Regions from separate parts of the Homo sapiens genome. Here region 1 is linked to region 2. A link is an interaction called in ENCODE POLR2A ChIA-PET data of the cell type or tissue named here. Cell type or tissue: A673. All regions are shown on one strand. Each heading gives the region's core, and the rest is flanking DNA. Links, peaks and the distances in the headings are about the cores only.

What was found. ChIA-PET counts read pairs that join two places held together with the same protein. Peaks named below come from ENCODE experiments on the same cell type or tissue, not always from the same donor. Only the 100,000 strongest peaks of a DNase experiment are listed, where the experiment ranks them.
Region 1: POLR2A ChIA-PET joins it to region 2 with 9 read pairs; 3 of 35 experiments call an interaction of 5 or more read pairs at or near these places.

What each region holds. Positions count from the first base shown.
Region 1 is chr4:186,822,715-186,831,111 of GRCh38, forward strand. No RefSeq gene overlaps it. Among named protein-coding and RNA genes, the nearest start is that of FAT1, 100 kb to the left of the region's middle. In A673, for the core only: no CTCF peak of the experiment used is centred there; no DNase peak of the experiment used is centred there.
Region 2 is chr4:186,754,024-186,762,420 of GRCh38, forward strand. LOC124900875 (a long non-coding RNA gene) reads right to left here and starts at 5,644. Exons shown (of 2, transcript XR_007058500.1): 1 at 5,398-5,644; 2 at 4,740-4,984. In A673, for the core only: no CTCF peak of the experiment used is centred there; a DNase peak (open chromatin) is centred at 3,798.

The DNA.
Region 1 (8,397 bases), core at 2,155-7,154, 70 kb after region 2:
CTGTTGACTAGAGCTTAACTCTGCAGTTTAATTTTTTAAGAAGGTCTATGGAGGTAAGACAATGAATAAAGAACATTAAAGAAAATAGAGCTATATCTGAACAACTTGGGGAAAATTACAATAATGGGGAGGTTGGTGAAGGAGGAAATGCATGTGATTGGCTGAGATAGAGCAGCCTCTTTTACTTAAGGTTGCTTGCCTTTTCTTACTCTCTTTTCTAAAAACAATGTCAAGACTCCCAGCTCAAAATGCTAATTTGCATTTGGTTTGGAAAAATATTCCTATATTTTAAATACATGAATTTCTACAGTAAGAACCATTAGAACATATAGAAATTACAGGCAGATCAGTATTAAGCTTCTGCCACACGGTAACTTTATAGCTGATAATACAAACAAATCAGTGCAACCAAATTTTTTAGGGGAGGAATTTAGTAAACTTTGTTCTCAAGAAATGGGAGCTGTCATTCAGAAGATATTCTGTCAGTTCTCAATTTCCAAATGCTTGTGAATTTTAGTCCCTTTTGTGGTTGTTACTAGTTTCTATCTTTATTGAATTGTGGTTAGAAAACATAGTTTGTGTTACAATAGTTCCTTGCAATTTGTTTTATGGACCAATTTTTGTAAATGTGTCTGAAATGAATGCATATTCTTCAGTTAGATGAAGGAATCTATGTCCATTAGATATCTTCCATATATTTGCTGATATTTTGTTTTTACTTTCACAGAGAGTGGTATATTAAAAATGTCCCACTATAAAGGCAAATTTGCCACTTCTTGTAGTTTTTTTTTTTTTTTTTTTTTTAGCTAAACTATTAGCTGTGTAGATGAGGGAAGCTATAGGCTGCTGGTTGATTGAAGTCTCCAGCAGCTGTGATGTGGGGCCAGCATACACTGGCTTGAAAGGGCTGATTGCACGTCTGTTCCCAACTCTGTGTCTAGAGATTTCACGTCCGAAGCTGGAAATTGCCCCCGGTGGTAGTGTGTACACCATGGAAATCAGCAAGTGTCACAAATCAAGGCTCTTTCCCTCCACCCTTCAGAGCACCAATTCACCAGCACACCAGTGCTTCTGGCATAATAAAGAGATCCTCCTTTTCTCTGAAAATGCTTTTTGCCTTATAAAATACTTTGATATAAAAATAGTTATACAAGATTTCTTCTGATTATTTGCTTGAGTTGAGAGCATGTTTCTCTAGGAAGAATTTGATTTGCTTCTGCCAGATATCTGGATGCACTGTCAAGCAGGATTACTGTTTAAATTTAAAATATCGGTTGATTACCAGAAGTGGTAAAATGAGACAGATGGGAACCAACTAGCAAAGCTGCATATGCATCTCCTACGACCCAGCAGTCTCTCTTGAAAGTGGAAGAGATAGATAGGCACACATATGCTTACCCAAGTCATGGCTGCCTAGATCACAATAGCCCTGCACTGGAAGCTGGCCAAGACCCAGCAACAACGAGGGTAGTCAGAGAAATGATGGTACAAATACTCAGTAGAAGACTGTATAGCAATGAGAATGAAAGAGCATCTACTACACACAGGAATTTGGATGAATTAAACGAATGTAATGTTGAGAAAGAAGCCAGATGCAAGAGAGTAAATATTGCATGACTTCATTGAGATCAAGTTCTTAAACTAGCAAAAATAAAACCTTTGTTGTGCAAAATCAGGATACTGGTTCCCCTTTAAGGAGTAGAGTGGTTAGAAGGGGCTACCCAAAGGGCTTCCAGTATGTTGCTAATGTTTGTTTATTGATATTGGGGTATTCAGTTTGTGAAAATTCATCAACTTGTTCGCTATTATTTTGTGCCCCTTTCTGTATGTGTGTATTGTTCAATCAAAATTGAAATTAAATTAACTTGTGGTCTTTGGGGATTCAATATTAATAATACTTCAGGCTCCAAGCCCACATAAATTCTCAGACCCATCTGAATTCTCTGGCTGTGTACTTTGAGGGGATATTCTTTCTTTCCTCCTGGAACCAAGGTGGGATAGTATAGGTTTACTGCCGTCTAGCTTTACCGAGTGGCGTTCTATCCATCACCTGTCTCACCCTGTCATTAATGCTATAGCTTTCTTGAGTCCTGGTTTTATGCAGGGATCTCAGACCTTGTACAGACATAAAACCAAAATTCAAGGTCACCTGAAATTGGTGGACACACCCAGGTCGACTGTTGGCTTAAATGCTGTTTACCTCCCAGGACTCTGGCTTTTGACTTTGTTTCTGATCTTAAAAGATTTAAAAATTTTTTTATTTTCCTTATTTTTTTCCAAGTTCAATCATTCATTCATAAGAGTGGTGCTAATATTTCATCTACCGCTCTTACGTGTTTTATGACAGGAAGTTTTAGACCTCTTGCTGCAATACTGTGAGATACAGAAGTCTTCCCCCAAGGTTCTTTCTCCCTATATTTTTAGGGGAAGAAGGAAGAAAAAGTGAGAAAGTGAGTCACAATCATTCAGTTTTGCTCATTACTATCGATTCAGTTGGTACAAATTCCGATTATGGTAGAGGCTGATAATACAGGAAGCTGGAAGATAAGAATTGAGTTCAAAGAATGTGGTAAACTTTTGAACTGGTAAAATCCTTTTGATCTGTGTTCTAATGGTCAGTTATCTCATCTGCAAAATGGGAGTGGGGCTAGACTAGCTATTTCCTAACTTTGTCTTTCATGTTCGAAATTAGCAAAGTGATTTTAACAATAGCCTTAGGATCCCATTGAATTTTATCTCCTTTATCTAATAATTAATTAATAAATTAATAATTAAATTGTTTAAGAGTTATAAACTAATAAATTGAGTCATAAATGTTCTCTTATTTGTTCATGTGAAGTAATATCTTCTATTATTATAATTTAGCATTTTATAGTACTTAAAACCATTATTTTGCAGTGTCTATAAAAAGATACTGTTTTTTACTTTGGGAAATGGTGGTGATACAATTTGAGTTGAAATGTAACCATCATCACAGTAGCCTAGGCTGTATTACCAGATTTATGTTTCTCATTTACAAATTGTAAGCACTTTTTCCAGTGTGTGTATGTGTGTGTTCCTATTTATCAAGTTGATACATGAATGATAAACAAATGATTATAGTAATACAGTCATAGAACAATGAAATATCTCAGGAATTTAAGTAAAAATAATTTTTTTAAACTACTAAAGTTGTAAAGGGCATATAGTGAAAGACTCATATAAAAAGAATTAATAAACCCAATTTTTAGAAACTCGGTAACTACCTTTTTTTCCTGCACAAAACAAACATTCCACTCACAGATCTGGGGGCTTCAGTTCCATTATTTTGCTGTTATTTCTTTGAGAGAGTGACTCATGAAATTTCTGCTTCCATCGTACTGAAACTCAGAGTTTTGTGCTGTTTAATGAAGCCTACATACTTCTATAACGTTTTGTTTTACCTTCTTGTCCCTCACTGTTTACCTTGGCTAGTGTGTAAAGCTTTTTAACTTATGGCCATGTAATCAAGTTCATTTTAAGGCTGAGGCAGGTAACAAGTTGCCAGAAATATTATTTTTAAGTGCTTTATAGCAATGATCTAATCATTACCTTTATTATGGCATTTAAAAGATAACATATAGTAAGAATCCAAGCATGGAAATATGAGAGCTCTGGATCCTTACCAGGTGGAACTATATGAAATTGCAGCTCAGAATGGTTGAATATTGTCAGTGATATATAATTCTACCTGATGCTGTCTACATAACTCTGGGCAAGTTTCTTCATGAGCTTCAGTCTTGTCTGCTCTAAGTGAGGATACTGCTCAGAGGACGAGTCTGAGGCATAAACATGGTCATCTATTTTATTGCCTTCAAACCATAAGGCATTATAAATATATATTGCCTGAAAATCATTATGCATTTGGTAAAGTATTGTGGATTCTCACTTGCATTTTCACTTTAATCCCTATGGTATTAGTTTCATCTGGAAATGAGGTTTGGATCAGGAGATAAAGACATGTGAGAATATTGGCAAAGCAGGGGCTAGGATGACACACACATACACACAATCTAGGACATTGAAGAAGTCACCTCTTAGAAAAAAAATTAATAGAATCTGGGAGATTTTACACCCAATTTTAGAAATGACTGGGCTGGTCATTTAGACATTTGCTCTCTTCATTGTCACCACCTCCTCTGCCTTCTCATTCACAGATAAAAAGATAAATCCACTCCTGGATAAAGGAAGTTTCTAAAATGCGCACAATGGAATAAAAATGTTTTCTAAAACTCGCCTATGCAGGGAGTTGCTAGAGGCCGCACTGTCCTCCTGGTGCCCGAGGAAGCCTCTGCCTGTCATCTGGCAATGGTCTATGGTAACACTGCTTACACATGGGCTCTGAAATGCTTACGGATGAGTAGTAAGATTTTCTCATACCATTATAAAAAAACTGAAGCCAAAAATAGAAATTCGAGAGTGCAAGTGGGTCAGTATTTGAAAAAAAAATTATATACACACACACACCAAACTGAAGCAAGCTGTAATCTGTTTGGCAAATGTATTGAACTGCATGTGTTCCCCATACATTAGCAAGTCTGAAACAATACCTCTGTGTTAAACTAAAAGATGGACATCAGGCAAGCAGGCTGCACCTGCCCCTAATGGAGCTGGGGGAAAAGACACATGAGTACAGAAGCTGTTGGGAGTGTTTACGGAATCGGGGGCTGGTGGGCGTCTCTGCAGAAGGAGAGCAGGGCCTGTGAAGCGGGTGCCGTGGAGAAGGGCTGCTGTTGGGATGGAGGCCAGCTGCACGCAGGGTGAGGACAAGAGAATGCTGCTCAGGCTCAGGGAGTTTTAGCTTGTGATGTCACAGCTGGTGTGGGCATCACAGATTCCCAGTTTCATGTCTTTGATAAATAATGGCTCAGTGGTTAGTACCCAGCCAGAGAAATTCAAAATAAACAACGTTTTGCTGCCTGTGACACTTCTTAAGATGACCACCGAAAGCACACTTTTATGTCTCATTCAGCCCGTGCATTGCCTACTAATATGCCTCGTATTAGTCACTGAGAAAAAACTCAAATGGCTTGTAGAATGGACATCTAGGAGTCTTGAATATGTCGTATCGACATTCCTAATAGTTTCATGTCAAAGACTATATATTAATATAACAAAGCACAAAACACATTGGGCTGGAAATGATAGTTGCTTATTTCAACTTGTTCGTATGTCATTATATGGAGTACTGATTGAATATACAGAATTTTGGTTAGCACCTTTCATATTTATCAGTAATATCTTGAACTTCTATTGCCCTTCAAACAAAGATTGTCTTTTAAAAAAGATAAGCAGAGAAGGAATAATATAAATGTGAAATGGGTTTTATGTCTTGTTTACCCTTAACCTAAGTGTCGCATAGGTAGAAACATAGCATTTGGAGTCAGAAAGAGCCAAGTTTGAATTTCAGTGCTACCATTTTATAATGATAATGAAAATAACATTGAGTTAATATTTATTGAATGCTTACTGTATGCAAGGCAGTATGTATAGGGCATTATCTACCGTCATTATCTGTATTATCTATATTCTATTACCTATATTATCTATAATCTTATTGTATTATTATATAATCTATAATCTTATTGTAACCCTAAGATGTAGGTGATTAGAAAATGCATCTGTTCCCATAGCTCCAGCTCCCATCTCCTTGAAGAATTCCCTGTTTGCATCTCTGGGTCCTGTCCCTTTCCCAAGCTCCAAGCCTACATCTTGGCTTCGCTGACAATGCTCCACCATTCCGTCAAACACAATATGTCCGATATTGAATTACCACCACCCCAATGCCCCCCAAACTAGTTTTCCTATGCCTCAGACATTCTTACTTCTATGAAGTGTGCCTTATTTGTGTAAAATGTTACCCATCCCCTAGATAGGATTTCTTCCTTTCCCTCCCCCTACATATTCATTTAGTCACTAAGTTTGCAGTATTTCTTATCTTGATCCTCTCTTTTCTATTCCTGCAGCTAGGATGCTTAATAACACTGCCATAACTGGTCCCTCTTTAGATTCTTGGCCATGAAAATCAGTGAAACCCTTCATCCTGCCTGGATATAATGCTACATTTAGTCCATTCACCTCTCCCTCCTCCCATTTCACACCATCTCTCTTCTCAAACCCCACTTATCTGCTGTCCTTACCACCCACATGCTATGGTCTGAGTACTTGTGCCCCCAGAAAATTCACGTGTTCAAACTTAATCTTCACTGCCATAGTGTTAAGAGGTGGGGCCATTAGGAGATAATTAGGATTAGTGCCCTTATAAAAGAGGCCGAAGGGAGCTGCTTTCTCTTTCCACCATGTGAGGATGCAGTGAGGAGATGCCATCTATGAATTAGAGAATGAGCTCTTTTGATGCCTTGATCTTGGATTTCCCAGTCCTTAGAACTGTGAGAAGTAAGTTTCTACTGTTTATAAGCCAGTCTATGATATTTTGTTATAGTAGCCCAAATGGACTAAGACATGACATCACTGCGAAAATAGGAGCAGTCGTAAGACAACTTCATCAGCTGCCACCTGTGTTGCTCCATTATCATCTGTAGCGTGTATGGCGACTGCCTATTCTATTCTGCTTCCTGTCTGAAACCAATACGGTGGTTCCTGTGGTAGGCAGAGAGGTCTCCCTTAAAACCCCCATGCCCTAATCCATGGCACCCGTGGCTACATTGTTACATAGCAAAAAATGATCTTACAGATGTAATTAAGGTTACACATGAAAATAGGGAGATTATCCTGGACCATCCATGTGGGCTCCATTTAATCACATGAGCCTCTAGAGCAGAAACTTTCTATGCCTGAAAACAGAGAGATGCAGCAGAAGTCAGCAAGATTCAATACCCGTGCAGGACTTGATGTGCTGTTGTTGGTTATCACAGAGGGAGCAATGTGATAAGGAATGTGGGAGATCTTAAAGGCTGAGGGAGTCTCTTTGCTGTCATCCAGCAAGGAAGCAGGGACCTCAGTCCTACAAACACAAGGAACTGATCTTCCAACAACCTGAGAGAGTTTGCAAGTGGATTCTTCCCTGGAGCTTCACATAAGAGCTCAGACTGCTCAACACCTCGATTTTGGCCTTGTGGCATCCTGAGCAGAGGGATCAGCCAAGTCCTCTCAATCCCTACAGAGCTTCAGAAACCTCGAGATCATCAATTTGTGTTTCAAGCTGTCAAGCTTGTGGTCATTTGTTATGGTAGCTGTACAGAGCGAAAATAGATCTCGCTTCTGTTTGTTTACTCAAGGACATTGAACCCCCGTAATTCTCTCCTCTCTCATGCGTCATCAGCTTTTCTTCTCTGTTGACTCATTCCTTATCAGCTCATGAAATATTATTTCTTGCATCTTAAAATGTACAAGCAAATCTCTCTAGACTGTGTTCCCCTCCAGCTACTGCTTTATTTCCCTACCATCCTTGAACAGTTAAAACTCCTTCAAGGAGTTGCCAGTAATATCTCCCCTTCCCTTTCCAGTTTTCTCTTCCCACTCCAATCGGGCATTTAGCACCTCACACAGCACCCTTACAATCTTCTTGAAAGAGCCATCAGTGACCTCTATGTTGCTAAATCCAAATGTTCAACTCTAAGTCCTCATCTTACTTGACCTATATCCATCATTTGACATAACTGATTCTTCTCTTTTCCTTGTAACGCTTTTTCATTCAGCTTCCGGAGCTCCACAATTCAACTTTCTTCCTCATTCACCACCTCTCTTTCTCAATTTATTTTGTTTGGTTTTTCCTCATTTTCCTGGATTCTTTATATTGTCACAACATTTGGTCCTGAGACCACTCATTTCTTTGATGTCCACAGCTAGTCTTTAAATACCATCCATATAGTCAACTCCAAAATTTGTTTCTCCAGCCTGGACCTCTACTCTGAACTTGTCTGTCTCGATGCCCACTTACCTTTACGTTTGGTTGCCTAACATTCATCTCAAGTGTAACAAGTCCAAAATCCAACTCTTATTTTTCTCCCCAAAACCTGCTTCTCACACAGTCTTTTTCTACCTCAGTGAATTATAATTCAATCTGTATGCAGGACAAAATGACATTGGAGCCATCTGCATAGGACATCTCTTGCATTTGACTTCCTATCCTTTTAGCCCATCATTTGCTCTAACCACTGTTGCTGCAATGAGCTTTACACAGGTTCTCTGCAGCAATTTGGCCTCACTGCACTGCGTATATCTCACTTTCTTCCTTGGAGCCTTTCTGTCACCAGAGCCTGGGGTATTTGCATTCAAGTATGTCTAACTGGGGAGATGGAGTCAGTGGCTAAAAAGGTCTGCTTTCTGTGCCTCAAGTGCAGGACACACAGCTCCTCTAAGATGTCAGCTGTCAAGGCCCAACTGGCATCAGCTGTAACCAGCTGAAACCTGCATCCC
Region 2 (8,397 bases), core at 1,260-6,259:
TGTTTTTGTTTTCCTTTTTGTTTCTGCAATAGTATCTTCTGGCTAAAAAGAATAGTTGCTTTTACAAGTAACAAAAGAAATGAAAGTATACTTTGGAGGCAGCTGTCACTTACACATTTTTTGAGGAGTCCAGGTTGTTGGCTAAAAAGATATTTTTTGGGGAAAACTACTTTTACACAAATGCTGCCTATTTAGGTCTAAATGCTGTGATGAAATGGAGAACTTTGAGAACTAAAAGACATGCCACCCTGTTTTAAGTTGTATGACCAGGAAAATAAGCCTTTACCAAACTGTTTTTCTGATTCACAGTGCATTTTAATAAGCATAATTCAGTTGTCCAGTTCTCAGCAGCACCAAAGAGACAGCAACACTGTAGGTGGCTGATTAATATTTTATGTTTATCTTTAGTAACTAACCATGTCAATATGTGAGGATGTTCTGAAAGAAAAAACATATTCAAAACAGACTTCCTTTGCTATGCAATTTCTTTGGGGTATTTTATTTTTAAGAGTGTTTATGTTAAAGCTTTTAAAATGTTGTACAATGTATCCAAATAGTAGTAGTAACTCACATTTAATAAACTTTATATAAAAGTGTAAGGATGGAAAATTACTGGCTCAACAACTGTTTAGGGAAAGTTTCTTTCCTATTATCACCTGCTATATTGCAAATATCTTTTTGAGTATTATTTAAATTTTTTAACCTTAATATACTTTTGAATAAACTAGCTGAGTCCAGGTCATTGCCTTTTACATTTCTCAGAGTTTTTCCAGATTTTCCTTTATGTTGGCAATAATCATGTTATTTTCTTTCTTTTGTAGTATCATGTACCACTAATATATATTTTCCCAACTCCTCACAAAGAGCTAGGTGTATCAAAGCTTCATTTTTCTGGTCATACATATTATTTAGTAGAAGGTTTTATCTTTCTTAAAGGAAGGAATGTCAGTCAAAATCATCATGTAGATGATTCTCACGAACTCATTAAAGAGAGAGACCATATTTTATAAATATTTATAAAATATTTAAGACATTTAACAACTGATAAGGCTCAGGCACCAACCAAGCAGAACAGACACTGGCCATAAAGCTGAACAAAGTGTGCAGGCTCACTCAGGGGCATACAAGAACACGTCAGTGGCTCGTATGGAGAAAGTGGGAGGGGCGGAACCCAGGGAGAGGCCACGGCGGGGTGGGGACACTGGCAGGGACCCCATAATCATGACTGGATTCCTGCGTTTCTTAAACGTGGTGCTACTGACATTTTGGGGAGCGTTATCGCTCTTTGCTGTTGGGGGCTGCTGTCCTGATGTAGGATGTTTAGGAATCTCTCTGGCTTCTACCCACTAGTTGCCATTTTCACTTCCCCCTCAGTTATGACAACCAAAAAATGTCACCAGATATTTTCAAATGTCTCCTGGGAAGTAAAATCACCCTAGTTGAGAACCACTGTGATATACCCTCTGGGGCAGCAATATTTCCATATTCTAACAGCCGTTACATTCCTACCATCACCAACAGGGTCTTGAACTGTTGCCTGCTTTACAGAGCTTAGTAAAGATTTGTCAAATAAATGAATGATTCTTGTAGTCAGTCAACATACTGGGAATAACCTTTTAGGAAAGGTTGACTCATAAATTATCTCTTGTACTTGGAGTGTGGGTACATCTCGATTTATGACTACGCAGGTGTTTGGTGAGAGACCCTTCAACCTATTGACCACAAAGCTTGACACCCTGGGAGCCTCTGAAGCATGAAGCCTAGAGCTCATTGCTTGCAGCTCGTCTCACTTTGTACATGCTCCTTAGTTCAATCCATCTACTCTCATGGTTTTTACTTGTATGCAGATAAATTCTATCCTTGTATCTCTATCCCTCAACCCCTGTCTGAACTTAAGCTGCAGATCTACTGGCCCTGTGTATATATTTACCTTACACACAACATGCAGAGAACTGAACTCAGCTTTGGTCTGCCTCCACTGCCATAGGGCAAGCTTCACTTCCTGTCTTGTCTAACTGAATTAGATAATTATTACCTCATCCTTGGTGGTAATCTGGGTAACTCTTTGTCCTGCAACTCCTACATGCGCATAATAGTCACAAAGTCCAGTGAACTTAACCACCAATAGTTTGGATTTCTTTCCCTCTTCCTTGCTTTCTGTTCCCTGGACTAATTCTAGGCTCCTGACTGGTCTTCCATAGTGTGTTCTGTCTCAAATCCAAACCTCACATGCTTCCACCATCATCTATCAAAACAGCAACACCATATTGAAATGCTTCTGTTTTCCAAGGGGTAAAATCTACATTCCTTGGCGCGCCTTTCTAGGTCCTCCACAACCTGGCCTCTGCTCAGTGGAGGAGCCTCCACACTGGCATTTCATGCTCCGGCAATTTTTTTTTTTCTAATTAAAGTTCTGGGATACATGTGCAGAATGTGCAGCTTTGTTACGTAGGTATACATGTGCCATGGTGGTTTGCTGCACCCATCAACCTGTCATCTACATTAGGTATTTCTCCTAATGCTCTCCCTCCCCTCTCTACCCTCCAACAGGCCCTGGTGTGTGATCTTCCCCTCCCTGTGTCCATGTGTTCTCATCGTTCAACTCCCACTTATAAGTGAGAACATGCGGTGTTTGGTTTTCTGTCCCTGTGTTTGCTGAGGATGATGGTTTCCAGCTTCATCCATGTCCCTGCAAATGATATGAACTCATCTTTTTTATGGCTGCATAGTATTCCATGGTATATATGTGGCACATTTTCTTTGTGCAGTCTATCATTGATGGGCATTTGGGTTGGTTCCAAGTCTTTGCTATTGTGGATAGTGCATGCTTCAGCAATTCCGAACAGCTATTAATACGCTGTTACCATCGACCTGCTCCTCTGACCTGGAACACCCTCTTCACCCTGTGTCATCTAATCAACTCCTCATCCTTCCATGCAGGTGACACCTCTTCTGGGAAGCTTTGTCTGCCTTGTTTATCCTGGGTCCAGGAGTGCTCTCATTGGTGGCACTCTGGGCCTTCCTTGAGGAAGCATTATCACCCTAGGGTGAATGATCTGTTTAACTGTTATGTGGTTTGTCTCCAGGGCAGAGATTATGTCCTATTCATCTTTATATCCTTAATTCCAGCCATAGTTGCTCAGTAGATGATGCTGATGTGATCTCAATTTTGGGGTAAAATTAGATGTATATACAGACACAGAAAAAATGACTGGAAGGATACCCAGGTAACATGACTGGATAGTTACAACGTTTTACTGGAACTTTCTCCCACTTTGGCCACAAAAAGTATCAGTGTGAGGTTTACTCACATTACTATATTACATAAGGAAATAAAGCTGCTTTTCAAATTTTGGGGTAGGCTGGAAAGGAGTGGGGTCATGGGGGAGAAGGAAAGCACAAAGACCATGAGTTTTGCTAATTGTAAGACATTAATCCAGGACTCTCCAAACCTACAGCCCAATTTCTACTGAGAATTTTTTTTTTTTTTTTGTAGAGATAGAGTCTATGTTGCCCAGGCTGGTCTTGCATTCCTGGCCTCAAGCAATCCTCCAGCCTTGGCCTCCCAAAGTCCTTACAGTTGTGAGCCACTGTGCCTGGTCCTACTGAGAACATTTTGAAAAGCAGAATTGAAATCCAATTATAACAGCTCCTCTTACTTCCTTTGTAAATTACGAACATGCCCATCCCTCTTTCCTCACCACTTCATCACCACCATGTCCCCTCCTCTCTGCAAAACTTATTGAAATAACAATTACATTTTGTAATTTTCCTTTCCTGTTGCTTTCAGGACTCAAGCTCTGTTGAGGACATGAGGCCAGCAGATGGGCATAGTTTTAAAGAAGTTATAGTATTCGAATTGAAATTCCCTACTCTGTTAATTACGGCCCTGAAGACTTTTTGTCACAAATGCAAAATTTCACAACCACCTGACATTAAGAATGTTGATACTCAGGCCCTCGTGCAGCTGCTTGCTCATGAGGCCAACAGATGGGCATACTATTTAAAAAAAAAAAAAAAAAAGGGCTGCAATGCCGAGGTTGGAATTCTCAAATCCAGGCACTGAGGCTCTTAAAGCTCAGTGCACGGTCAGGAGTTGCACTGCCTCATGGTCCTTTGGGACCCTTCCTGCCCGCCCCGCTCTGCACCTGGAGCCACTGGGCGAAGCGTGTTAAAAAGCCACAGCTGACTTAATTCATGTGTTATGGGAGACATTCCTGGGGTTGGCTTATTACCGTGATCCTAACCCTCTCCTGGTGCGATTCGAAAAGAACACTTAGGAAGGGGAACAAAGACAGTAAGACAATAGTGTGGAAAAACACATAATAATCCTACTTTTTTCTTTTTCTTTTTTTTTTTTTTTTGAGACGGAGTCTTACTCTGTTACTCTGGCTGCTGCACAGTGGCATGATCCTGGATCACTGCAACTTTTGCCTCCCGGGTTCAAGCGATTCTCCTGCCTCAGCCTCCTGAGTAGCTGGGACTACAGGCACGTGCCACCACGCCTGGCTAATTTTTGTATTTTTAGTAGGGATGGAGTTTCACCATGTTGGTCAGGCTGGTCTCTAACGCCTGACCTCAAGTGATACACCTGCCTCGGCCTCCCAAAGTGCTGGGATTACAGGGGTGAGCCACCGTGCCCGGCCTTAATCCTACTTTCATATTGTTACTGCCCCATGGGAAATCAAATGTACAAATCAGCAAGGATCTATTTTATAGTCAGTCAACAAACAACAACATAAGCACTACAGACTCTTTTATTTACAACAGTCTTTCAAAAGAAACCTTTCTTCTGCATCCACGTGCAAGTTAAGTAAGCTTGAGGAACATCATCAAGAATGGGATGGTGAATATATGAATAGAATAGCTGCAACCTCACGTCAGTTGAATTTAATCAGTAGAGCAGCTGTGTCCCGTCTTCGGTACCATGGTGTGGGGGTGTATTAGTCTTGTTTTCATGCTGCTGATAAAGACATACCGGAGACTGGGAAGAAAAAGAAGTTTAATTGGACTTACAGTTCCACGTGGCTGGGGAGGCCTCAGAATCATGGCGGGAGGCGAAAGGCGTTTCTTACGCAGCAGCAGCAAGAGAAAATAAGGAGCAAGCAAACGTGGAAACTCCCGATAAACCCATTAGATCTCGTGAGACGTATTCACTCTCGCGAGAATAACGCGGGAAAGACCCACCCCCATGATTCAACTACCTCCCTCTGGGTCCTTCCCACAATATGGGGGAATTCTGGGGGACACGATTCAAGTTGACATTTGAATGGGGACACAGCCAAACCATATCAGGGGGAATGGGCATGACTCAAGTTCAAATCTTTTCTCCAGTAGGGTATTTATTAGCCATGTGACTTTAGGTACATCACTTCTCCTGAGCCCCCGTTTACTCACACGTAAAACTGGAGAAATAGGAACCACCTCACAGGCCTTGTTGAGCTGAAACATTTGAGTTTAACTGGCGCCTCCTGACGCTGGTTCAGTTTGCTCATCATTGGTGCGCGCTGTGTCCCGTGAGCCTGCGCTCCGCCCTCGGGCCCTTCCGGGCCGCTTGCTTTTCATCTTCCCTGTGGGACTCGCCCAGAGACGCCTTCACGCAGCTCCGCGTCATCTGTGATTCTGTAGCTTCGGGGATCCTCTTGTAAACTGTAAGGGTGTTTTAGATGTCTATCATTTATTTTTATTTTCTGTTTAGAAGGAAATGACATACAAAAAACTATGGTTTGCATTTCACTTATTTATACATGGATCCATTTCCTTGCCCAACACACTGATATTAAATTTTTATGGGAGTAAAAAAAAAAAAAAAAAAAACAACTAGCTATGAAGAAAGTCCAAAGATATTGAGACGAATACGGAAATATTTATTGAGCATTGCATTGATATTAATTGGGACTTCAAAACATATCGACAAAAAGAACCTCCTCACAGCTTCCACACGAAAGCGGGCCTATCTGCCAAACGCTTCCAGTGTTTGTGGGTGGCTGCGTGCAGATTGCTTTAGTTAATAGGGAATTTAGTGCAGTGAAGGAGGGAAAAAAGACATTTCGGTAAATCTTTTGTTCTTACTGATTCTAGAACAAGCTGCAGCAAGCCCTACCAGTCGTCTCCAAGCCTGGACGTATACTTGGCTAGGACAGAGAATCACTTCCTCGCCTTCCCTTAGTCACCCGCCGAGGGGGCTGTGGGGTTAGCTCAGAGGGCCTAGTTTAAGGAAAGGAGCTCAGAATCCGTTGCCGTCCATTCTTGTGGACTCAATACCAACAAGATCTGCTCTCTGGACACAACGCTTCTCATGGGGAGTTCATGACACTGGTGCCTCTTCAATCCATTTTGCCCCTAGAGAGTAGACTACTAAATAAAACTCTCTAGATTCTATAAAAATCGAAGCCTTATAAAAAATAATGGTTGTTTACAAACACCTTCTTACTCCTATTGAACAAACACTCCTGTGCAGGTCTGATGTTTCAACAATTTTGAAGGCTACAAACTAGTCTCTGGGTCCCTACCCTTTATTATTATTATTTTATTTACCCGCTACCTACTCCAGGGCACACAACCCCCATTCCACCACCCTACAGCCCCCGTGTGTCTGTGTTCACCACTGCTGTTAAATGCTGGCTCCTGGGTGCACGCTGAATCCAGCGGTGTGTAACCTAATTTGAATTTTAAAGTCAAAGGGGATCTGAGATACTCAAGTATCATGCATGAGGTTGGAATTGTGAAATGGAGGGTTTTTCCGTTTGTTGCTGGCATGTGAAGCACTAGCAAGCTGGTATGAGAAAGCATTTTATACTGGGATGGAGCGGAGGAGGGGTGGGAAAATAGGATCTTCTGACTAATGAAATGACTAAATACAGATTTTCTAAACGTTGGAATGCATGGTTGGATGAACTGAATTGTTCTGAGGAGATGATGGAATTGAATGAAAACTTAGGATTGATGTTTTTTTGAAAATGCAGAATGCATGGTGCTGGAATGTGACATACCCAGGTTTGTCCCATCATCATTCCAAAAGGCACCACTGCAAACGATGTGAGTTCCTTCTTCCCTACATTATACATCTGGTTTCTTTCTCCCCATCTTCCCTTCTCGACAACTTCTATCAGCTTTGGCCACACACTCATCCAGAACTAAAACAACGCAAGCACTGAAGTACATTTTCTTGGTTGTAAAGAAAAGCTTGTTCTGAATTTGGCACAGTGACCTCCATATGTGCTACCTTTATTCATACATTCTATGTATAATACTAATCATATATTGTGTGTTATAAGAAAAGGCTTTCTTTGAGATCTCCACCTGAAACCGATTGTAAAATATTACGTCATATTCAAGTGCATTCCCCTTGGGTATACCCATGCCTTGCAGGGCCTCAGATTCAGCAAGTGACAGAGATAGAGATTTGTTTCTCTAATTGTCCGTTCACGGGTTGAGGCAATAACAACAACACTAACCAAATAAAAGCTAGCAGTGTTGAAGGCTTTCCAGATAGCAGGCATTGTGCTAAGCACTTTATATGGATGAATTTATTTAATCCGCATGACATTTAATCTGCATGACAATCCCAGAGGGATGGTACTAATAGTCTACTCATAAGAGATATGCACTGAAGCCTGTGCCAGTCTTAAACTTGCCTAGGAAGGTGCCAGATTATGTGTTGGGTCTTTGCCTGAGTCCAAGAACAGTTTCTAGGCAACCAAATGCCAATGTCAGTCCTCATAGGGATCCTTACCAAAGTTTGACCCAGGGGCCTGAGGCCAGCATGGATTTGCCAGAGAGTTGATTAAATCCTATTCATGGGAGCTGAACACTTCCTTTATTAAGAATAATGGATTAAAGCAAGAAAACAAGGAAAGTTAAATTAGATCTAAAAGTCTCATAAAATAAATAATGAGCATGAACCATTGAAGGCCAAACATGTCATAATTAATACTAAATAAGTATTGGCAACACATTTCTGAAGTATGCTTTGTTTTAGTATCCACCTTAATTGATTCAATTTAGCACTTCACTTAACATTTGCTTTTTAAATTTTTTATTTTTTTGAGTTGGGTTCTCACTCTGTCACCCAGGCTGGAGTGCAGTGGTACAGTCACGGCTCACTGCAGCCTTGACCTCCCGGGCTCAAGTGATTCTCCCACCTCAGCCACCCAAGTAGCTGGAACTACAGGCACATGCCACCATGCCCAGCTAATTTTTGTGTTTTTTGTAGAGATAGAGTTTGACCATGTTGCCCAAGCTGGCCAACTCCTGGGCTCAAGCAATTCATCTGCATAGGCCTCCCAAAGTGCTGGGATTACAGGCATAAGCTATAATGCCCAGCCTTAATTTCTAAAATAAGAAGTGAATTGATGTGCTGAGGACTTGTTCTAATGATTGTTTTCACTTAGCTTT